Regions from separate parts of the Mus musculus genome. Here regions 1 and 3 are each linked to region 2. The links are chromatin loops, found by intact Hi-C in ENCODE. Cell type or tissue: left cerebral cortex. All regions are shown on one strand.

Evidence for each region. A loop is a pair of places that touch in the nucleus more often than their neighbours do. Peaks named below come from ENCODE experiments on the same cell type or tissue, not always from the same donor. Only the 100,000 strongest peaks of a DNase experiment are listed, where the experiment ranks them.
Region 1: a loop joins it to region 2, with 2.2 times the contacts of the local background. A loop is called at or near these places in 2 of 42 quality-filtered maps.
Region 3: it touches region 2 in a loop (2.3-fold over the local background); 7 of 42 quality-filtered maps call a loop at or near these places.

Annotation. Positions count from the first base shown.
Region 1 is chr15:75,977,245-75,985,244 of GRCm38, forward strand. Ccdc166 (coiled-coil domain containing 166) reads right to left here and starts at 5,041. Exons shown (of 2, transcript NM_146059.2): 1 at 4,557-5,041; 2 at 2,628-4,443. The coding sequence starts at 4,985. The coding sequence ends at 3,523. In left cerebral cortex, CTCF peaks have their summits at 4,902 and 5,102; DNase peaks (open chromatin) are centred at 743, 3,626, 4,389 and 4,697; H3K4me3 peaks cover 1,708 bases; H3K27ac peaks cover 1,448 bases.
Region 2 is chr15:76,066,795-76,074,794 of GRCm38, forward strand. Scrib (scribbled planar cell polarity) reads right to left here and starts at 2,990. Exons shown (of 36, transcript NM_001310543.1): 1 at 2,435-2,990; 2 at 867-984; 3 at 683-761; 4 at 496-585; 5 at 351-407; 6 at 200-263; 7 at 26-100. The coding sequence starts at 2,593. Puf60 (poly-U binding splicing factor 60) reads right to left here. Exons shown (of 12, transcript NM_028364.2): 5 at 7,813-7,863; 6 at 5,613-5,774; 7 at 5,439-5,531; 8 at 4,946-5,159; 9 at 4,672-4,862; 10 at 4,388-4,523; 11 at 3,955-4,190; 12 at 3,388-3,833. The coding sequence ends at 3,534. In left cerebral cortex, no CTCF peak of the experiment used is centred here; a DNase peak (open chromatin) is centred at 3,036; H3K4me3 peaks cover 1,807 bases; H3K27ac peaks cover 686 bases.
Region 3 is chr15:75,925,125-75,933,124 of GRCm38, forward strand. Gfus (GDP-L-fucose synthase) reads right to left here and starts at 4,694. Exons shown (of 11, transcript NM_001357005.1): 1 at 4,595-4,694; 2 at 3,768-3,925; 3 at 3,305-3,419; 4 at 1,843-1,971; 5 at 1,675-1,748; 6 at 1,200-1,333; 7 at 1,005-1,069; 8 at 669-735; 9 at 459-538; 10 at 161-260. The coding sequence starts at 3,913. In left cerebral cortex, a CTCF peak has its summit at 4,907; a DNase peak (open chromatin) is centred at 4,725; H3K4me3 peaks cover 1,638 bases; H3K27ac peaks cover 934 bases.

The DNA.
Region 1 (8,000 bases), 90 kb before region 2:
AACAGCAGCTTAAGGGAGAGTTTATTTTGACTCTGTTCTAGAGAGAGTCCACCGTGTCGGGGAAGCACGGCAGTAGACCTGATGCGGGAAGCGCAGAACACACACGCATCCTCAACCACGCTCACCAAGCAGAGGCAAACCCTGAAAGCGGGGAAGGGGTTTTTAATGGAAAAGTCTGCCCCCAGAGACACTTCCTCCAACAAGGCAGTGCCTCCCAAAGGTCCCAGAAACGGCACCACTACCTGGAGGCCACGGGCTCAAAAACATCAAAGCCTACGGGAACATTTCTCATTCTGTCCACAGAAGATGTGGTATTCACCCAACATTGACAACCACAGAGTTCAAGGGAAGGGTTCCACCCAAGCATAACCTGCTGAACCAATATCTTACTTAGTTTATGGAGAAGTTTCACACCAGGCCCCACCTTCAGCTAACACCCCACCTATATTATATACTTCAGCACTTGTGGGAACTGCCTGCAGCTGGGACAGTGTCAGACAAGGTTGGGCACTGGCAGCAGGGAGTGGCCCGATTTTAGATATGGTCTGATGACCTCCCCACTTTGCCGAAAATGTTGCTAGGCGTGAGTTGGCGAGGATGTTTGGGTAGCCAACTCATATGGCAGTAGTAACACCTAGTGAGTGGTTCACACTTCTACTGTAGCATCTGAGGGTTAGGAGATGGCTCACTGGATAAAGCAGTGCTGTGCCTGACGAGGACCCAAGTTTAGATCCCTAGCACCCACGCGGTAAGCTGGATGAGCACGTGGCCCACCCATAATGGTAGAGACGGGATTCCTGGGAGCAAACCGGCTAGCTGGGCTAGCTTAGTACATTCAGCCAGAGACCTCATTAGTACAGCAGAGGGTGATCAGGGAAGAACTCCCTGGTGATGTCAAACTCTGGCCTTCACAAGCACACACGTATGCAAACATACATCCAGAGACACGCAGCACAGGAGATTCCAGTGTCTGATGTTAGAGCTGACAGAAGAGGTCTGGTTTCTAAGCGGGTCACAAGACTGCTCTTGGGCAGCAGGACACCCCCCCCCCCCAATGGTCTACATACTTCTCTCTTTATTCTGCAATTCCGGAGGCTCTGCAACCTGACCATCAGATCTCCTAGGATCCCATGTAGGGAGCTGGAGAGGCGGCTCAGTGATAAGCATTTGCTGTTCTTGCTGAGGACCCGGGTTTAGTTCCGAACACCCAATGAATGGCTCACAAATATCTATAACTTCAGTCCCTAGGAATCGGACACCCCCTTTCACCTTTGCAGGCACCAGGCATGGTAAAACACCCATACACATGAAAATCTCAAGTCTTTAAAGATGTATTTTCTGTATATGGGTTTGCATGTACCTGTGACGGCATCCAGTCCCATTGTTGACGGTTGTGAGTGCCATGTGGGTGCTCAGAATCTTGGAGAGAGCGGCTAGTCTTCTAAACTGCTAAGCCGTCTCTCCAACCCATAAAAAAGACTTTTTTTTTCCTTTTTCTTTATTTTATTTGTGAGGCAGGGTTTTTTTTTTTTTTTTTTAAAGATTTATTTAGTTTGAGGCCAGCCTGGTCTACAGAGTGAGTTCCAGGACAGCCAGGGCTACACAGAGAAACCCTGACTCGAAAAACAAACAATTATTTATTTTTATGTATGTGTGTACACTGTAGCTGTACAGATGTTTGTGATCCTTCATGGGGTTGTTGGGAATTTTTAGGACCTCTGCTCACTCAGTCCCTGCTTGCTCCAGCCCAAAGATTTATTTATTATTATACACAAGTACACTGTAGCTGACTTCAGACGGACCAGAAGAGGTCATCAGATCTCATTATGGGTGGTTGTGAGTCACCATGTGGTTGCTGGGATTTGAACTCAAGACCTTTGGTAGAGCAGTCAGTGTTCTTACACACTGAGCCATCTCTCTCCAGCCCAAGACTGGGTTTCTTTGTGTAGCCTCTGGCTGTCTTGCAATGCACTCTGTAGACCACGATGGCTTCAAACTCAGAGAGACCCACCAGCCTTTGCCTCCCGAGTGCTGGGATTAAAGGCACAAGCCACCACCACCAGGCAAATTAAATTTCTTTAATTTGATCTCTTGGGTGAGTGACCTCTACTTTGCTACTCCCATCCAATCTTGTCCCAGAAATAGCTGCATCAAAGTTCTAGCAACTGTCTAGCCAGCCTACCCTGGTCCAAACAGGTAGAACGTCCATGGGATTTCTGTTGATGCCTGTGTCCCTGAACACAAGATCCCCAAGGCAATGACAGAAGTACCAAGGCTGTGGGCTCCCTCATCTTGCACCCTGGGTCAGGAGGTGTCAACTGCCCTGGACTTCCTGGACAGGAAAGGTGCTCAAAGCCAACAGACTCCAAAACTCAGTTAAGGAGTGCTCTAACGACTGGTCTTGTACATTAAGACAAAGAGGGCTGGAGAGATGGATCAGCGGTTAAGAGCACTGACTGCTCTTCCAGTGGTCCTGAGTTCAATCCCTGGTGACCACGTGGTGGCTCGCAACCATCTGTAATGGGACCCAACACCCTCTTCTGGTGTGTCTGAAGACAGTTACAGTGCACTCATATACATAAATCTTTAAAAAGAAGTTTAAAAAAAAAAAGACAAGACAACGGGGCTGAGGTGGTGGTGGATGCCTTTAATCTCAGCACTGAAGAGACAGAGGCAGGAGGATCTCTTGGATTCAAGGCCAGCCTGACCTATACAGACCCTTTCTATAAAGGAAAGGACAGACCAGCACAATGGAATGTAAGATGTGACCCAGGTAAGATCCATAGCTAGCTACAGACACCACAGGGACAATTTGGCCAGTATGATTTAGTTTACAGTATTTTCTCCAAGGTGCATTTCCTAATTTTAATCATGTCTTGAAGAAAGTTGGGACAGGGCTTGGGCTGTAGCTCAGGAGGTAGCCCTGGGTTCAACACCCAGCACCGGAAGAAAACAGGTCAAAGTCCTATTCAGTAAACACAGGGATATATTTAAAATTAAGGGGCATAACTGTCTCCAACAGAATCCCGGATGGCTGAAAGTACCAAATATATAACATGCATCCCTGTTCATCTAGATGGGTGGCAATGGGAATTCCTAATAATTCTTGCAGTGTTCCCTAAATTGGAATGTATATACATATATACATATACATACCTACATACATATGTGTGTGTGCGTATTATATAAAGCATTGGAAAAGCCCAGTAACTTCTCCCTGTGCTGAGAACAGAATCTGCCCTCTGCTGCTGAAATTACACTACCCAACTTTCCCTAAGCCTGCCTGCCTTGCTGGCTGTTGGTGGAAGAACATCGAATTCCAGCAGCCAAGGATACAACCAGCTCTGCTGTAGCTCGAATAGCAGGCCTCTGCTCACTTGAAATACAAGGGCATCGACCCAGGCAAGTGTCAGAGCGTCACAGAGCTTATTTAACACTTTTATTAACATATCTATGCACCAAGAAATCTTCCAAGGTTTGTCCTCCACCCTATGCCCTACTGGCCTGCCTCCTCGTGTGGGTTCAGGCTTGCTCCAAGACAGTTTCTGTGTCGTCTTCAGCGTTTTCTGCCTCCTCCAACTGTGGGCTGAGAGGGGCCTGATCTTCCAACAGGGCTGTGGGAAGCTTGGAACTGGACTTTGCAGGTGTGTCAATTTCTGGAGAGACCTCACGCAAGGAGGGCTGTGGAGAGATCCGAGAGCCCTCGCGCGACCGCAAGGTACCAGAGGTCATGGATGGAACCCTGGAGCCCTTGCGTGACGGGGTCGCGGATGAGACACGCGAGTCCTTGCGTGATGGAGTCAGAGATGAGACTCGAGATCCTGGATGTGATGGACTCCGGAGAGCAATCACTGACCCAGCCTTCTGAGATAGGCCCGGAAGAGACTCACTGGACAATATAGATGGAGTCTTGGAGGGTCGGTGTGACAGATCCATGGATTGGCCCCGGGAGGTTGGAACTGACTGGGGCGTAGCCTGGGCTTTTAAAACGTGACTGGTTGACCCGATGCGCAAGCTGGGTTGGAGGCTTTGGGGTGGCTGCCAGAGCGGTGGCCCCCCGGGGCCCCTTTGCAACCAGCCGTGCATTTGCTCCAGGTTCTTCAAGTCCACATGCTCCCGGCGCAGCTGCTCCCGCTGCTCTAGCAGCTGCTGTCGCATGTCCTGCAGTAACTGGGTCCTCTGGAGAAGTCTCATGAGTTCTTGTCGGAGATACCCGTTGTCCGCCTTGAGGGCCTGTGCGTGGGAAATGAGGGAACGTGCGGCCTCCCGCTCGGAGCGGCGCGTCAGGGACTGCACTTGCAGCCGCGCCTCCCGCTCGAAAGCCGTCTTCTCATCTAGGAAGCGTCGCTTCACCCCGTGGAGGAGCTGCGTGTGCTCCACGCGCATGTGCAGCAGCTCGCGCTCCAGGGTCCGGATTCGCGCCAGCTGCTCCAGCTGCAGCTCCTACATGGGGTGGGGTGAGGGTTGGGGAGCAGGGGGCGCCGATCAGCGCACCGGTAGGGAGCGCGCCCATCCCTCTGGAGCCCGCCCGGTCCTCGGGGGGCGCGCGCACTGGCCTTGTAGGGCTGGAGCTCCTGCACCCGCTGCGTCATGTTTTCCGCGCGCTTCTTCATTTCCTGCAGCTGAGCGCGCACCCCGTCCTCACGGCCGTGGTAGAAGGACGCTAGCTCCGCTCGCTGCCACCGGATCTGCGCCAGATCCATGCGGTTCTGGTCTTCGACGCGCACGACGGCGTTGGCGCAGCGCAGAGCGTGCGCGCTCACGTAACCGACATAAAGCCGGTTCTCTTCGCGCAGGCGCTGCGCCTCTCTGTTCAGGAACTCGTTGTCCTGCAGCACCTCGTCGATCCGCTGCTCACAGGCCACCAGGCTTTCTGAGAGCAACGCGTACTCGCGCTGTAGGTACTGCGCGCGCTCCGAGAGCGGTTGCTCTGTAGTTTCCTGCTTGCGCCCCGCGTTTTGTCCGCGCTTCTTCTTGGGCGCCATGGCTTGAGGCCCAAGCCAACTGGACTCATGAGAGCGCTGTGCTCCACCCGCTCCCCCAGCTCAGTTACTCTCCCTTCTTAACCCGAAAATTCTGGAGAACTGCACCCTAGGTTCAAGGGTGTGTCTTCTGATTATGAGGTTCAGAGCAGGCAGGATTAAGGATCAGAGAGCACCGTGGCCAATCTGTATATAAGCGTTCCCTCCAGACCACAGCTTTCGCATCCTGGTGCGTAGCTCTAGGAATGTTGATGTCCAGCTTGAACAACCTCTATGGAGACAGAACTTGGTTGCAGTGCCTCGACCTCATCCCATTCTGTTGCTCTGGCAACGGCTTGACTCAATCATTCATTCCCTAAGGTTTCTTATATCCTTGCATGATTCTTCAGTTACAGTGTCGCAGGTCAGGCAGAACTTCAGCTTCAAGACACTGAACTAACTTCCAAGTGCCCAGCCTCCACTCACCCGGGTCTTAGTGCTCTTGCTTTCACTCCACTAGCTGCGCTTCAGGCCCCACAGCATAAGGGGACTCTCACCGACGCTCCCTCCTCTATCCAGCTTTGAGCGAGCTCTCCCCCTTTCCTTGTGAAGTCTTCATGCTCTCAGGATGAAGCCTCCCCACAACATTTGTTTATTTGTGGAGACAGAGTTTCCCTGTGTAACAAAGCTCAGGTTGTCCTGGACTCGCTTTGTAGACCAGACTGGCTTCAAACTCGCAGACATCAGCCTGCCTTTGCCTCCGGAGTGCTGGGATTAAAGGCATTCACCACCACGCTCAGCTCCACACAGCATTTCTAAGGGGACGCTTGGCATCTAAAGCCTTGATGGAATGCTACTACCTTTCAGATAAAATGCACGATGAACAACGGTCTTCATTTCATAATCCAAGCGCTGGAGACTCGGTAGCCAAACCAAAGGGAAACTTTATTTTACAGCCTTGCTAAGTCTGCGCAACCTATTGAAAGGGCAAAAGTAGCTAGTCTGCAAGTTTGGCTCAAAACAGTGATATATATATATATATATACACACACACACACCTATATATCCCCCCCCCCCTCCGAATTCCTCATTGGCTAGGTTCTTCAGGGAGGTAAAATTTTCCCTACTTCTCTGATTGGCATAGAAACTTTCCCATCCTTCTGGGGTTCAAAATCTCCCCCCCTTTCCATTTACATGGGCTCAGTCCCTTAGTAGATCTGTGATAAATTTAAAAGGGCCCACGTAGGAAGGTGCCAGATGCAAGCTAGAGAAGCCAGGGACCTAGTGCTTCCTGCTTGTCTGTGGGCCATTAATGAGTGCTAAGTGCCCCTCAGGTTAAAAATGGACTCTTTTGCCCACTTTTTATTTTTATTTTTTGGCCAGTGCACTTTTCCACGAGGCCCATCCATTCTACCTTCTTAGCTTTCTTTGCCCGTAAGCCAGACATCTAGAGGATACAAGGGGTCCATCGGGGATTTAATGTCTCCCTTTTTGCTATGAGCTCTATACGGACAGTGTCTTTACAGGATTCAATCTTGATCAGAAAACATCAGCAGTGTGCCGGTTTGCTAGTGGATACCGGAGGTGACAACCATTCAGTGGGGGGTGCGGGCTCAGCAGAGTGGCAGCAAATAAACCACGGGCTTGTGTTGACTCTGTACAGGGACGTCACCATCACCCTGCCAAGCAAAAGGGCAGCAGCCAAGATCACCTAGAAGTACTCTCGAACACAACGCCCAAAGTGTTTGTAGTGTTTGACCAATCACAGATCTAGGAGGCAAAAGAGACCTTTGACATGATCAGCGAGGCTGGGCAGTGGTGGTACATGCTTTTAATCCTGGCACTCAGGAGGCAGAGGCAGGAGGATGTTTGAGTTTGAGGCCTGCCTGGTCTACAGAGTTGAGTTCCAGGACACCTAAGGCTATGTGCAGAGATCCCTACCTCAGAGAGGAGGAGAGAAAAAAAAAAAAAGACACAATCAACTAGAACCAAATTGGCTTCCTAAACAAGGAAGAATTGAGAATTGCACTGTCTATTTGCCTCACTGGGGAAAAACCCAGTTGGAGGAAACCTGGGTGCCATGCAATGCCAGGCTCCATCAGTGTCACCGTGTTCCTCAGTATATTTGGGGAGATGTCACCCGGCAGCAGATCCTGAGGATGTCACTAGGAATGCTTTTGGTAGCTTAGATGAAGAAGCAGCAGGGCCAGAAAGACTACCATAGAGAGCTGCTGATATCCCCCATGTGACTGTATACAGAGGAGGAAGTGAGTGAGCTATACAGAGAGGCCCTTGTTCACAAAAGTAGATTTCAGCTACATGGAGTTTACACACAGCTTTCAAGAGGGAGCAAAAGACAAAGATGACTGGCTTCCAGATCGGCAGACAGACAAACATTCCTGCTGCCCCCTGGGGTGTTTCTGAAAGTTTTGTCCTTACCATTATAACTGTTTTTTGCCTTCCTCGTTTTGTATTCTTAACTGTTTGGGGACACATGTGAAGGTTTGATCCTGTAATCTTAGCACTTGAAAGGTGGTGGCAGGGTGATCAAGGAGCTAAAAGCTAGCCTGGGCTACATAAGACCCTGTCTTTAAAAAAAATGTGTAAGTAACTCGGTGGTAGTGGCACAAGCCTTTAATCCCAGTACTGGAGAGACAGAGGCAAGTAGATCTCTGAGTTTGAAGCCAGCCTGGTCTCCAGAGCAAGTTCTAGGACATCCAGATTTGAACAGAGAAACCCTGTCTCAAAATAATAATAATAGTGATAATAATAAAGCATAAGTAAAAATAAAATGATACTAAGCATGATATAGGTATGGCTCCCATAGACCCCTGTGTTTAGTTAGAAGATGTGGTTTTGTTGGAGAAAGTATGTCAATGCTGAGGCTGGCTCTGAGGTCTATGCTGAAGCTCTGCCCAGTGTGGCACAACCATCTGTATCTTTCTGCTGCCTGTGGATCAAGATCTAGAACTCTCACCTCCATCTCCAGCACCATGTCTGTCTACACACTCCCTTGATGGTAATGGACTGAACTTCTGG
Region 2 (8,000 bases):
TAAAGCCAGTCCCACCCTCACTTACCGGGGGCAGCGCTGACAGTTGGTTTCGGTCTAACCATAGCTCCCGAAGGTTAGGCAGAGCCCCCAGGGTGTCAGGCTGCAAGAATGGACAAAGACAGGAGAAAGCAGTGTGACACCCAGGAGCAGCAGCTGCCCCACAGCACACCCTTGCTTCCCCAGGCAGCCCTCACTGCACCAGCACTTCCAGGTCGTTGCCTCCCAGATCCAGCTGTTCCAGCTTCACCAGGAAAGACAGGGACCTGTACAGAAGACAACATCTGCATGTGGCCACTCAGGCCACGCCCCAGGGTAGCTCTACCTCTGCTGGGTGGAGGCCCCAAACTTACGCAGGGAGAGATTTAAGCAGGTTCTCCCGGAGTTCCAGGGTCACCAGATTGGCCAGGCTGAAAGAGACCAAGGACCAGGGCTGAGGAAGGCAGAACCAAGACAAGCACTGCCTATACCCAGATCCACTCATCAAGGGGCACTCACTTGCCCACATCTCCAGGCAGTGCCTGCAGGGACACGTCATTCAGGGCCAGGTGAGCCAGGCTGCGTAGCTGTGTGAAGCCATCCGGAAGTCTGGAGAAACAAAGCAACACAGGCCTCAGATACGCATGGAAGAGCTCTAGACCCTGCCGTGGCCAAGAGCCAACCCGCACTGTGGGCTAACACTTACCTAGACAGGGGGTTCCCACTGAAGTCTGCAATCTCCAGAGCCTTACAGAACTTTATGCTCTCAGGTATCTCAGGAATATCTGTGTTTGGAGAGGGTGCCGTGAGGATGGCACGCCTCAGGAGCTCCCAGGAGCCCCTATGCTCCCCCCTATGTTCACGGAGTGCCACCCGCCCTCCCCCCCTACCGTTCCGGGACACATCTAGCTCCACCAGCTGCATGAAGTTGGCCACTTCAGGAGGCAGCCGCTGGATCTCGTTGTCACTGAGGCCCAACTTTCTCAAGTTCAACAGTCGGAAGAAGGGCTGTGGGCAGAAGATGTGATCAGGGGAACAGGCTCTATAGCCAAAGCCCTATGGGTATGGGAGAGTTTCCAAACCAGGAGGATCATGGCCACAGGGTCCTGGACCTCTTTGTATCCCAGGTCACACAAGGTTCTGCGGCTCTAGCCATGATACCCAGTGTGCTGAAAAACCAGACAAAGAAGCCTGCAAAACACACCCCTGCCCACCTGATGCCTGGTCTCCCTTGTGTCATTTGTCACATGTACCACTGCTGTTCTGCAATGATACTCTGCAACTGCTGAGGGGGACTCTCCTAAGATACTGTCAGACCTACGCTCTCATTTCTCGGTGGAAAGCCCACCTCTCACTATTACCCAGATGTCACCCAGATAACATGCCCCAGGCAAGACATCAGCAGCTCCCAAATGGATAGCCCCTGCCCTCTGCCCTATGGGTCAGTCACTCTCAGTATCCTACCTACTATCCAAACTACCTCTTCTAAAGGAGTTTGGAGCTCTTCAGGAACCCCAACAATGAACAGCAAGAGCTTAACAAAGAGAGAACAACAATAAAAACACCAGAGAGCACTGGGGTGGGTTGTGGGTGGTGCACATCTTTAGTACCCACAGAGGCAGGTGGATCTCTGAGTTCTAGGACAGCCAGAATGAATTCCAGGATAACCAGGGTTACGAAGGGGAAACCCTGTCTCAAGAAACAGAACAAAAAAAAAAAAGCAATAACAACAACAGGCACCAGAGAGAAACACAAGTGCAAAATGTCCAAGATTCACACACGGATACCATAAAGGTCTATGAAGAACACCCGCAACGCCACCAGCCGGCAAGAATATCAGACCACTGAGTCCCCTATCTCAGAAAAGTAAGTCCTACATAACCTGCCTCCTTTGGCCTTCCTTCTAGTGTGGCCTCAGAACAACAACAACAAAAAAAACCCCAAACAAACCCGACAGGAAGGAACACAGACAGTGAAAGGTGGGCTCTCCGCTGAGCGATGACAGAATAGATCTGACACTGCAAGTATCTTAGGAGAGTCCCACTCAGCACTGCAAACCTCTCCTCCCAAAACGAAGGCAGAACACAGTGCAAGAAAACCAACTTCCTACCCTTAAAGTAGCCCAACTAGCTTTAACAGTTGCTAACCCGGGTCGGTCTCGCACCCTGGACCCATCCTCCTCCTGTGCTCTCATGGGCTTCTCTGTTGGCTCCCCTTTTAGGTTCAGTATCTACTTAGTCCCCAGACAGGTTGCCACCAGGTGCCAACACCGGCGGCTGGAGGAGGGTGGGGCTGGCTGGGGCGGGGCTCTGACCAGTAGGAACCTGCAGGGCCGGCTGGAGGTTGCGGTGCCCAGCTCGGGCAGCGCCTGCTGAGATCTCGCTCCAGCCGGCTGCCCCAGAAGTCATACACCACCCCGAGAACTGAGCGCGGGGCAGCAGGTGCGGCGGCCGCTCACCTTAGGTAGCTCGCGCAGCTGGTTGGCGTCGAGGAGCAGCTCCTCGAGGCTACGACTGTAGCGGTAAATCTCCTCTGGCACAACCTGCAGCGAGCAGTGCCGCTTATCCACCGACTCCACGTGCCGGTTACAACGCCAGAGCGGGATGCACTTCAGCATGATGCGGGCGGGCAGTGAGCGCGGGCTCGGGAGGCGCTCGGCGGGCTCGGGCCGGGGGGCGGGGCTCGGCCCGCATGAGCGCCGAGCGCGGGCGGAGCGGCGCGCGCGGGGGTGGGGCGGGCAGCCGGGTCCCGGACTGTGGCCGGGGTCGGCGCTCGGCTCGGCCCGCGTTCAATACGAGCTGTAGGCTCCGACGGCGGCACACAGCTGGCAGCACGGCCTGACCCGGCAGCGCTTTCTTAGGCGCTGGGGGCGCGGCGGCGGCTCCGCATCCCGCCCGGCCTGCTCACCTAGCAGCTCATCCGCCCGCAGCACCGCAGCCGGAACCGCCGCCGCTGCCCGCGACAACCGCCCAGCCGCGCAGCCCGCCGGGAAGCCTAGGCCCGCCCTCTCTGCTCAAAACTACAGCTCCCAAAGGGCCACGCGGCGTGGCGTCTCCGACGACCCGTAGCGGTCTCGCGCGGGGCATGTCGGGATTTCCGGCCTCGCTCTGGCGTAACCCATACTAGCAGGTGTAACAACTCAGATGCCCGCCCGCCCACAAAATGCTCTCTTGGTCCTGGATCCTACAGATCTCAGGGCCAGACAGCTCTCAGAGCTATCCACGTGAGCAAGGCTGCAAGCCAGCACTCCCCACAAAGGAAGATAAAGCAAGGCCTGTCCACCCCGGTCCCTCCTGTTCACCCCTGCACAGCAGGCTGAACGCCCTCCTTGTCCCTGGTGCCTTGGAACCCTGATAAGACATTCCACACACAACCAGCTTGGGTCACAGGACCAATTTCAGACACAGGGACTTCAGGGCCAGTGGTATCTGCATCTTTATGTACACTACAGGGTGGGTTGGGCAGAGTGCCTGGTCCCAGGGACACACCACGGTTAACACTTTACAAAACCCAAAGGAAGGAAGGGGCAAGTGCAAGTCCAGGAAATGAGGCCAAAGTCACGCGGAGAGGTCGCTGTTATCAAAACGCTCCTGGTCATACACTTCAGCCACCACCTTGCGACCACCAAACCAGCGCCCATTGAGGGCCTGGATGGCCTTGTGAGTCTCTGAGGCCATGGAGAATTCCACAAAAATCTTGACGATGATTTCTGCATCTTCCTCTTCGCCCTGTTTTTCTTGATAGATAATGACCCGGTTCACAGCACCAAATTTGCCACACTCCTCTGTCACCTCTCCCTCCAGGTCGTCATCGATGTCCTTGGGGTCCACCATGTTTCGGAGAACCATCACTGTAGACTGTAGGAAAGACAATTGACTGCTGTGACTGTGGGAAAGACACCTGAATGCTGCGACCTATCACCCACTACTTCACATTCATACCGCCGAGAGCGGGCCTGGCACGAGCCCACCTACTTACCTCCTGTTTTCTGAGTAGCTTTTGCATGACCATGTGGCGAGCACTGCTGCCCGAGATGCTCATGTGCTCCTGCTCACTCAACATCTCTGGCCGTTCTGACTCAGGAAACAGCTCCTCCTCTTCCTTCTCCTTCTTGGGCTCCAACAGACCCAACGTTGGCGGGCTGGCGAGAATGGGGTTCACTACTCCCACAGAGGGGATGGTGACCGGAATAGGAGGGCGGGCTGGTGTCACACCTGCAGCAAAACCAACCGAGTTTAATAGCCACACATACACTCTCCTGTTTGGGAAAGAGTAAAGAGATGGTTGGCGATAGCCAGCCTGTCCTGGATTCAAGGGATTACACCGAAGTAAGTATGGGTTGGGAAGCTGAAGACAGACCCTAGAGGAGAGGGGAAAGGAATGGAAGAGAACCTGATCAACTCAGACTCACCTGTGATGACTCCAGGGGCCTGGGCAGCCATGACAGCCTGGGGTAGGGCCCCTAAGGGCTGGGCCAGTGTCAGTGCTGGGGACACTAGTCCTGGTGTGGCTAAAGTACCCAGCACTGCTGCTCCAGCCACTGCTTCCTGCAACCAAAAGACAAGCAGAGTCAGTTTCTAGTCTGTTCTCACAGTCAGTTCTTTGTTCCCACCCAAACCATCTAAGAGCCAGTTCCCAAAGGCTGAGTGGGTCTGTCCACCCACTGTCCACACTCATCACTGCACCAGCTCTCACCTGAGCTGTAATCTTGGCCGTGGCTGCAGCTGCGGCCACAGCAGCAGCAGGCGGGAGACCTCCAGGCGTGGCAGGTGTTAGCAGGGGCATGGGGGGTGTGACGGCCTTGCCCACCCTCAAGTACTGGCCACCCAGATCAAAGAGGTTCATGGAGGACACAGCATCCTGGGACGACTGGGCCTTCTCATATTCTGCAGGGCAGGATGAGCAGTGAGAAAAGCCAGCCCCAGTAAGAGGCGGGCTCCCTCTTCTCCTTGGCCCTTCCCAAACTCACCGATAAAACCATAGCCCTTGTGCTTGCCAGTTGTGGGGTCCCGGGCCAGCGTACAAGACTTGATCTTGCCAAAGGCTTCAAATACACTCTTGATGTCATCATCAGACAGGTCTTGATGTACAGAGGCCACATATATTCGGTTGAAAGCCCTAGCTTCCTCAGCCAGCTGATCTATGATGGGTTGGGCTTGTCCAATGTTGCTGGGTCTTCCCACCTGAAGAAGGTCAAGAAGAAACATCAGCCTAGGCCTGTGGTGACTGCTTGTATGTATGTAACTTCACGGAACAATTATTCTAGGTCCAAGACCAAACTTTTTTTCTTTTTTTGGTTTTTCAAGACAGGGTTTCTCTGTCTAGCCCTGGCTGTCCTGGAACTCACTTGTAGACCAGGCTGGCCTCAAACTCAGAAATCCGCCTGCCTCTGCCTCCCAAGTGCTGAGATTAAAGGCGTGTGCCACCACTGCCCGGCTAAGACCAAACTTTCTTGTCCTTACCTTGATGTTCCTGCCCCCAAGCATCACAGAGTTCATCTGCTCCAAAGCGAGCTGCGCAGCTTCTGGGACCTCGTACTCCACGAAGGCAAAGCCCTGAATACAGGAAGGTGTTAGAAGGCAAGGAAAGCAGACAGAGGGCAAGCTAGAGCCCCAGGGTAGCTCTCATCTGCTTACCTTATGCTTCATGGTAACGGAGTCCCAGGACATATCAATGCTCTTGATGGGGCCAAAGGGAGCAAAGGCCTGGCGAATAGTGTCTTCTCCCAGCTCATAGTAGATGGAGCCCACATAGACCCGGCACATGATAGCCAGTGCCCGCTGCCGTTGAGCTGCCATCTGCAGCAGGACAGAAGGAGAGAGCCACTGGCTTGTCAGGAAAGTGGGAGACTCAGCAACCCTCTCCCATCCTGGCCCACCCGCCCAGCTCTGCCGTGGGAAGGACTCCCCACGCAGCAGTGAGGTGCAGGCTGGGCCCTTGCAGCCAGGGTTTAGGGGTCAGCAGGACCCCACCCCAAGGAAGGCCAGGCCCAACGGCAGGACATGGAAGTACCCAGCCCGCCCAGGTCCCAGACAGACTTTGGCAGCAGAGCTGACGGGTGGTCAGAAGGCAAGGCTGAATGACCTGTAATCCAGCCCACTTCTGTAGTCTGGAGGCCAGGTACCTGGGCTGGGCTGGGAGATCCTCCCACTAGTCCAGCCAAGTATTGGGACAGAAGAGGGAAGGAGGAGCTGTCCAAGCCAGACACACCTACTGGCATGGAGGCCAGAAGAGAGGGTGGCAGAAGACAGGGCAGCCACTGCCCAGAAGAGATCCCAGGGAAGGAATTTGGGAGCCCAGAAAGGGGCTCTCTGGAGAGAACAAGGAGCAAGTGCTCATGCAGGGAGACACAGGTGAGGACTCAGTGTGCTCTATACTTCCCCCATCCCAACACCTCCCACAAAAAAGAGCTGCTGGGAGCACATGACTGTAGCCACAAGAGCTGGCCCAGGGAAGAGCATCACAAGGCAGCAGAGAACCCAATGAAGAAGCCTCGGGGATCCTTAGGGCTGGGAAGCTGGCAGGACTAGCAGTGAGCTGGGCCACTGTAACGAGGGACCACCCATGCCCTGGGAAAGGTTCCTTCCAACACTTCATAGATATGCCAGGCAAGGGGTTCTAGAGCCAGAAATAATGGGCCGCAGGTATGGCCCCATGGGCCAGGGCCTTCCTCCTTAACACAAACAAGGGCTCCTCTCACCCTAACAAAGGTCCCAGTGGCAATTTACTTCTTCAGACATTAGAAGGCCTAGTACAGCCCAGTCTCCCTAAGAGAGGACTTAAAGGTCCACCAACACAACTCATCCAGGTGGGGCCTATCTTTCCTCACATTAGAAATTCCCTGAATTTGGGACCATTCCCTCAAACTTGCTGCTAACAAGCCTCAGGCTACTGTCCAGATGAAGGGCCCCAATGGTAGAGCTACCCCTTCTCTAAGGCCCACACAGACATGAAGCCACATCTGTCCTTCAGGTCACAGTTTGACAAGAGAGTGCCAAGTCTCCCTTTCATGGTGAGACTACCCAACTACAGGCCTCTCTGACCATATCTCCCAGGACTCTACAGAGGGTCAACAGCTTCTTTTCAGACATGCTTTCCAGAGTAAACAGAGTATGTCTCAAATGTGAAGGCAACTCATCCAGGGGTGGCCTCCAAGTGGACACCCCAGAGAAAGGGTCATGTCTTTCCCACAGGATCTCCCAGGATAGGGCCTGGCTACTTCAACTTGCCTCTGGGCAAGGAAGAGCCATCTCCTTCCCAGACGCCTCTGCTTAATGCAGCCATGGCCATGTGGCCTCTACCCCTCACTGAGAGCTAGGTCTATGACCCAAGTTATTATTTGCCCTTCCCTCTCTTGCTCACTCAGGCCCCCAGCCCCCAGCCCATCCATCCATCCTCCCTCCAGAGCATGATGGGGCCACAGTTAGGACCCCTCTCTTATCAAGGAGCTTGACCCCAACCCAAGAGCCTGGGCAGCCTGGAGACTGTCGGAGCTGGAGGCCCACAGGTACATCCCCCACATGGGGTGGCAAGGCACAGATGAGCCTGGCATTGGCAGCTACCCTCCCTGGCTGGCTGCCGCGGCTGCCCTCCGCAGTTACCTGGCCGGTTAGTTTTAAGGTGGGCCCTCAGAGCAGATGGAGGCCTCCCCAGGGGCGGTCCCGGGGTGAGTGCCCACACCACTGGCCCCACCATGCCTGGCGCTCTGCTGTGCTCGTCCAGAGCTGGCGGGCAGGGCCGGCCAGGGGAGCAAGGTCCCCAGCAGTGGGCTGCACTGCCCCCCTCTAGCCCTGACTAAGGACATGAGCCCCAGAAGAAGTGAGCATTTCTATTGACCGATTGCAAAGGTGAGAGAGGATCTCCAAAGCCCATTGTCACTGCTGCCATCTGAAAGACAGTAAAGACAGAGTTCAGTCTGTTGGAGCCGAGCAGTCTCCCGCTCTTGTCAACACCTCACGCAGACAGCAGCAAGGCGCGGAGTCCCCGCCCTGCCAGGGAGGCCCGCCTGCCTTCCCACACTGCTG
Region 3 (8,000 bases), 140 kb before region 2:
CCAAGCCGGCAAAGCAACAGACCCCATGGTCCCAGTACAGAGGCTAAGACCTCAGCAGGGAACCGGGAGAAACAGCTGTTGCTGAAGCCAGGGGCTAACTGGCAAAAAGCCTGAAAGCAGGTTGGGGTGGTTAAGGGTTGTGGAAGGGACAGGAACTTACCCTGCTTGAAGGGTGTGAAACGGAAGTCGGGCAAGTAGGACCGCAACTTGCCATTGCTGGCTGTCTTCTTATATTGCCCATCTGACTTTGTTGAATCAAACTGGATGCCTTGGTCAAGACCATAACAGAAAGAGTACTATTTCCCCCACTATATCCCCCCACCCCCTCACCCTACCCACCGCTGCCAGGGCAAGCACCACCAGAAACAAAATGGTGTTGTTAGCCATCCGACATGGGAAAACGGAATTACTCCTCCACACTGCCTCACCAGCATCCCATCACCAGAGCCAAAGGATACAGTGACTTCCCCATTGAAGTCCATGGCCTCCACTACAGCCTCAGCTGCCTCCTTGATGGACACTTCATCTTCCTCACCCACTGTGGGGAACCATGGGCCAGCAGTCAGTCAGGCCTCCCTGTCCAGACCCCTAGGGGCATGTCTGCTCCCACTCCTCAGGGTAGACGCAGGTCCTGCCTGCTGTAGGAGAGGCAGCTGCCGGATGCCCACCTGAGAGGATGATGGGCTCCACCTCACTGTACTCCCGTAGGACCCAGATGAAGAGCCGGGCGAGGTCCTGGAGGTCAAGAGGTCAGGTCAAATCCATAGGTGAGTGAGCACTAGATGGCCCTAGTGGGAAGGCTGGACCACTGTTCCTGCTCCCTTGGGAGCACAGCCAGGGCTCACCCTGATGGAGGTCCCTCACTCGGGGCACACTTTCTCCTACTGAGCCAAAGTTGTACTCTTGGGGACTTGGCAAGGTTCAAGGATGGTTTCCTAGGTCTCCACCTCCCACACAGCTTTACTGGGAAGGCCATGCTCTCCCCCCCTACTCCCCAAACATACCAGTGAGTAGATGAACTGCCTCCGCGGCTTCCCTGTACCCCACACCGTCAGGGCCGAGTCACTACCTACGGATGGGGCGGGTGTCAGAGCTCTGCGGCCAGGCCCGGTCCGGTCCCCTGCCCACCCCACAGCTGCGCATGAAGCCCCCACAGGCAGGTAACCTGGGCCAGGCGTGTGCCGGATGGCTGCACTCACTCTTGGCCAGGTGCACCTTATGGATGAGGCCGGGTAGCACGTGGCCATCTTCGATGTTGAAGTTGTCATAAGGCCCAAAGACATTGGTAGGGATGACGGCGGTGAAGGTACAGCCGTGCTGCTGGAAGTAGGCTCTGTGGAGGAACAGTGTTTCCTCATACCATCCCCAGAATGTGCCCCTAGTGTCCCCAAGTCCTTCTGAATCTGGTTTCTTTTTTTTTTTTTTTTTTCCGAGACAGGGTTTCTCTGTATAGCCTTGGCTGTCCTGGAACTTACTTTGTAGACCAGGCTGGCCTCGAGCTCAGAAATCCGCCTGCCCCTGCCTCCCAAGTGCTGGGATTAAAGGCATGCGCCACCACCACCCGGCTGAAACTGGCTTAAGAATGACATAAATGAGGCAGCAGGAAGGCCTCACTAACCCCAGGGTCCGTCCTCCCCTCTCCAGAGAGGCCTGGGCAAGACCAAGAGGCAGCACCTGTTCTGCACGTCAATCATCCTCTTGGCGTATGAGTACCCGAAATTGCTGCTGTGAGGCGGCCCGTTGTGGATCTGGAGAAGGAGGAGGAGGAGATGCACTGAGAACCCCCATTTCTTGGTTCTGACCACACCTTCAGGGGCCACCCCAGGAGGCCCCACGCCTCACCATTGTCTCGTCAATAGGATAGGTGGTCTTGTCAGGGAAGATGCAGGTGGACAGGCAGGAGACCACCTTGCGAGCGCCCACCTCGAAGGCCGAATGCAGGACGTTGTCATTGATGTGCACGTTTTTCCGCTGCGGTGGGTGGCACAGGTGGGTCAGGCTGCCCGTGGAGGACCCGAGCTCTCTCCTGATCCTCCACACACAGACATGGCTCAGATATGAGTGCCATCTGTGCCTATGGATTTGAAGCGCTTCTAGAATAAGGCTAAGCCTCCCTGCATTGACCTCATAGAAGCCACCATCCTCTAGGAAGGACCACCAGGAGGTCCTGCCCTGCCTGCCTGGGTGTAGAGGCCAGAGGGGCATCCTCAGGGCTACTGAGCACAGGGTAGGTAGGTAGTAGAGATGCAGAAAACTTTACGTGGGGCTCCCACTACAAGGGACACGCCTTCCTTCCACTTCCGACTCGTGAGGAGTCAGTGCCTTGCCCTGTGCCTCTCTAGTTTTCTTCCCTAAACATATATAAGGCATGTTGGTCTAAGAACAGGGGAGAGGTAAAGACCATGCAGTTTGCTGAAAAGAGTGGGATGGGCAAGAAGAGCTTTGGTTGAGAGTCCTGGGGCAAAATCTGGTGGGAACCTTTGCATACTGCAGTGTCTAGTTAGGCCAGCTAGATCAAAGCCACTGACTGCTCAAAGGCAGGAGGGCAGATTCTCAGGAGCACGGTGGGCAGAAGCAGGGCTCTTCCGTTTTGCCCCTTCTCCTAAGGCACATGCTACAGACACTCCAACATACGGGAGTGGTTGGTAGATTCAGAGGGCTGAGGAAACCAAGCCTGGGAGTACAAGAATCTGGCAGCCTGGCCAATGATGGAGCACGCCTTTAATCCCAGCACTCCAGAGGCAGAAGCAGGCAACGAATCTGTGAGTTTTGAGGCTAGTCTTGTCTATAGAGAAAGTTCCAGGACAGGCAGGGCTACAACCCTGTCTCAAAAACCAAAACAAATCAACAAACCCCCAAAAACAAAACAAAAAGGAGAGAAAGAAAGAAAAATTTGGGGGTCAGAGAGATGGCTCAGCAGTTAAGAGCACTGGCTGCTCTTCCAAAGGATCAAATCCCAGCACCCACATGCTAGCTCATAACTGTCTGTACCTCAAGTTCCAAGAGACTAGACATCCTCACACAGACATACATACAAGCAAAACACCAATGCACATTACGTAAATAGATATAGACAGACAGACAAACAGACAATCTAGCAGCCAAGCAAGCTCAGTCCCAGATACATAGTGTGGTGTGCAGGTTTCTTTCAGCTTCTCAATCTGCAGGTCGGCACTTGGCCAAATGTCCTGAGGGCTGTACAAAACCAGCCCTCGGGGACTTCTTGGGGGTAAACCTGTGGAAGTTTCAAGAACCTAAGCTCCTGGCTCCCAATGCTTGTTGCCCCTGGAGCACTCCAACTTACCCAGAAATCCAAGTTGTATTTGATATTCCGGAAAAGGCCGCCTACCATTGCAGCGAGATGGATGACGTGGGTGGGCTGTACTTTCTGGAAGAGTGCTTGGGTTTGGGCTGCATCCCTGAGGGAAGCCAGGATGTCAGGGGAGGGCTAGGGAGGCCTGAGGAGATCAGGAGTTTGAGGCTTGGGCAGTGAGTCTAGAAACTGAATGGATCCATGGCTGGAAGGGCAGCCACAGAGACAAGTAGCTAAGTTCAGAGCTTTAGCAGCTGTCGGCTGGGAATCCCGGAACTACAGGAGGATGTTTACTTAAGAGCACAGCCAGCAACTACAGCCTGTCACCTGGCAGGGAGGACCCAAACTCGGGGTAGATTACTTCTAGGCTCAGGAACAAACCCGGTCAGGGTATTATTCTGTCTGGAAAGGGAACCAAGAGGAGGAATTGGGTCTGAATATGGTCGCAACTTACGTCAGATCTGCATCTTTGGAGGAGACAAACACCCATTCCTCTCCAGGTAAGCCGGCCCCATCTGCAACCACCTTCTGGATGGCTCTACCCACCAGTCCAGAGCCCCCTGTCACTAGGATCCTCATGGATCCATGGGGTTCGCCCATTATGGTCTGCACCTGGAGGGCCAAATGGTGTAAGCTAAGGAGGATACAGGATGTGCCATTTTCCCTACCCCATTCTCCTTGGCCAATGGCAGCAGGCACAGAATCAAAACTTCCAAGGAGGAGCGACAACAGGCTGACAGACACACCCAACTCTGTTCCCCCAGGAAGTCCTTTGCCCTGGGCATTATAGCTTCCTGCTGGCCGCCATCCCAAACAAAGTAGCTTGGTTCCAACCCATGACCCTACTAGGCAGAGGAAAGGTACACCTCATCCCTACGACTGCAAAATTAGGGCTGGCAGGTCCCTGCACAGATCATAGCGGCTGCTTCTCCCCAACGTTCACCCTACAGACAGACAAGGGGCGGTGCTCGTACTTGGAGTCCCGTACCCACAAATGCTGAGCTGATAGCCTACGGTCTAAGAAAGCCTAGTAGTTTAGGGCAGGGTGCACCGCTGGACGGCCTCAGGACGCTGGAATTTTTTACGGTTTCTGTAGGGGGGCTCTGAACCAGCCGCATGGCTCCACCGTTACCAAGATGAGCAAGGGCCCGGGCCCCAAACCCCTTGGTTCCCGACCCAGCCCAACCCCACGTAGACCCACAATGCGAGACGTACTCTTACGGCCCTGACCAGCCTGCGAGATCCCCGGTTTGCTGCGCCGAATCCAACTGTAAATCTCACCTGCGATGGGTTCCACCAGCCCAAGAGCTACTTCCGGTGCACAATTCTCCAGCTATTCCCGGTTCAAGTGGAGGGGGGCGAGACCCTCCCGGGGAACTCTGGGAAATGGAGTCTTTGTCACGCGCCAGTGAGGCGCGGGCCCTTCTGGGAAATGTCTTCTGGGCCTCACGGCCATCTGGGAAACCGAGTCCTGTGGGCGGGGCGGGGATGGTCCCGTCTCACCGCTGGAACTGCAATGCAGAGGACAAGCTGCACACCTAGACACACTCTAGTGGTTAAACGGACACAGGTCCCTCAAGGGACTAGTGGGCTGGCAAGGAATCTCCAGTTCTTATCCTGCAAGGAAAATCATTTCCCATTAGCCGGTCTGCGTGTCTGAGTGGCCAGGCGCCTGGCTGAGCCAGCATCCCTTACCAGTTGTGTGTTCCAGCCAAGAGTTCACACAAGACTCGATTTCTTTACCTAAATTGAGTATTTTAAAGCAGTGAATAAAATCTCTTCTACCTCGACAACATCTTAAAGTGTGTTTCATAATGAAAAATTAAAATATCAGCCAATGTTGGAATGGTGTTTTTAAAGGTACTTAACTCCAAGCCTGTTCGTCTGAATTCGATCCACTCGGATCCACTTACTGGAAAGCCAGAACTGACTTCCACAAGTCGTTCTCTGATTTTCACGCTCACACTGTCCCACACATGTACCCATACATAAAAACTAAATAATGTATAAAAAAAAAACCTAAAAAATATTGGTTATGAGGAGGTAAGTAGGACAGCAGATTATTCAGTTTAGCTAAGTTTATATGTCTATCAACTGTGATAGTAGTGTTAATTTAAAAATAGAGACACAGGCTTAAGAATACACACACAGAGTGTGGGAGAGCACACTCTACCTTTAATTCCAGCACTTGAGAGGCAGAGTCAGGCAGATCTCTGAATTTGAGGCCAGCCTGTTCTACAAAATGAGTTCATCCCCCTGAGCCTCTTCTAATTTTTTTAAATCTATTTATTTTATGTATATGAGTACACTGTAGCTGTCTTCAGACACACCAGAAGAGGGTGTCAGATCCCATTACAGATGGTTGTGAGCCACTATGTGGTTGCTGGGATTTGAACTCAGGACCTCTGGAAGAGCAGTCAGTGCTCTTAACCGCTGAGCCATCTCTCCAACCCGCCTCTTCTCATTTTTATGTCTTTTAAATGACTCATTGAATTTAGTTAGAGTTTGCAATTGTGGACCAGAGTCTAGTACAGCTGTTACCAGCCCCTTCCAGTGTTGAGGAATAATTCTATTTTGAGTAGCCCAGTTACTTAGAATTTATTCCACAAAAGACAAATTCATCCCATATGAAACCACAGCCTCTTTAAAATGCCTCAGATCTATCATTTCTTTTTATTTTACCTTATTTTATTTTTTTTTATTTTACGTGTACGCACTGTAGCTGTACTGATGGTTGTGAGCCATCATGTGGTTGCTGGGAATGAAGGTTGCTTGCTCCGGCTGGTCCTGCTCACTCTGGTTGGGCCCCGCTCCAGCCTAAAGATTTAGTATTATATCTAAGTACACTGTAGCTGTCTTCAGACGCGCATCAGAAGAGGTCGTCAGATCTCATTACAGATGGTTGTGAGCCACCAAGTGGCTGCTGGAATTAAACTCAGGACCTTTGGAAGAGCAGTCAGAGCTCTTAACCACTGAGCCATCTCTCCAGCCCTAACCCTTACTTTCAAAATGGGCTGTTTCATCATACTGTCCTCCTGCTTTTTTAGATATCTCTGACTTGCCTACCCTCTGGCATAGTTTCTTTCCTCTTTCCTTCTGCAGAAAACTTCCTTCTCTTGCTCAGTCATGGGGACTGAGCCCTTTTGTTCTCCATTTTCTGTCACTTCTTGCCCTCCCCAGTGCTTCTGTTTCCACCTGCAAGTTTTCCAACTGCATAGCCATTCTCCCAACTTTTTGGAAACAGAATATAGGAAGAAAAAAAGAAAAAAACAAAACAAAACAAAACAGGAAACCCCTCTGGTAGCAGAGCATGGGGTATCTCAGTAGAAGCAACCACATCTTGAAAAAGAATACCCATTTGAAGTGGAAGTGTCTGGATATGTCAGGTGACACAGACTCACGTGGTGTTTGGCTGAGATGACACCTTGTGGCAGGACATGTGGAATTTGGAGAGAGTATAACTAGGACAGTGACAGCATGCTTGCATAGCTAGCTCTGTACCGCTTTGTTGGCCTCTTCTCTTTAGCTTTGCTGACCTTTACTTCCTTTGCTAATCATGGCTTCGTTGAGAGAGGCATGGCAGAGACCATTTTCTGTGTCCCCTGCTGGTCCTGGTCAATCCTGCTGTCTTGTGATGATTGGTCGAGGCCTGGAGCTTTCTACTAGATAGTGCCACTGCTGCTGACTTGTGTTTGGTACCCTGACACTACTGAACTAGACTGCTAGCATCCTGACAAACCGAGATTGGAATCGCCTCAAGGAACTACTTCTAAACAGGTCTGTGTCTCCTTCTCCTGCTTACCATCTTTTCTCCCCACCCTTTGGATGGTGGGCTAGAAGGGAGGTTGAAGCATTTGTGAACCCTTATTAAAAGTAGGATTTAAGGGCTGGCGAGATGACTCAGCGGGTAAGAGCACTGACTGCTCTTCCAAAGGTCTTGAGTTCAAATCCCAGCAACCACATGGTGGCTCACAACCGTCTGTAATGAGATCTGACGCCCTCTTCTGGAGTGTCTAAAGACAGCTACAGTGTACTTACATATGATAAATAATAAATAAATCTTTTTTTTTAAGTAGGTTTTAAAAATCTAAGCCTACAGGGCAGGAGGGGAGGGGAAGGGAGGGGAGGGGTGGAGAGAAGGAGAGGCCGGCCATGGCCATGAGCATGTGGAAAGAGGGGTGGGGGAAGGGGATGGGAAGGGGAAAGGAAGAGCAAGAGAGAAGCAAGAGAATGAGGAGAGGACAGGCAGCCCCTTTTATAGTGGGTCAGGCCTACCTGACTGTTGCCAGGTAACTGTGGGGTGGAGTTTAGACAGAATGCTAACACTCCCAGCTACCTTTTAAACTTAACCTGACTATTCTATCCCATGACTCTTCACGTGGGTACCTCTATGCCTCTCTGCTCCCACTCCTATCCATGTCTGTTCTCTTCTGTGTCTGCTTCTGATTCTCCTGCTTTCCTCCCCTGCTTCATTCTCACTGCCCAGAAGTTCCACCCTTGTAATTCCTGACCCTGCTATTGGCTGTCAGATCTTTATTACAACCATTCAGCAGCAGGCCAATGCCTGAGATATTGCTTAGATTGCCTTAGCAGGTGAGGAAGGACAAGCAAGTGAGGAAGGAAAATCCAGTGATGGACCATAGAAGACAATACAAAAATCCTGCTAACACTTAGCTCTCTGCTGGTA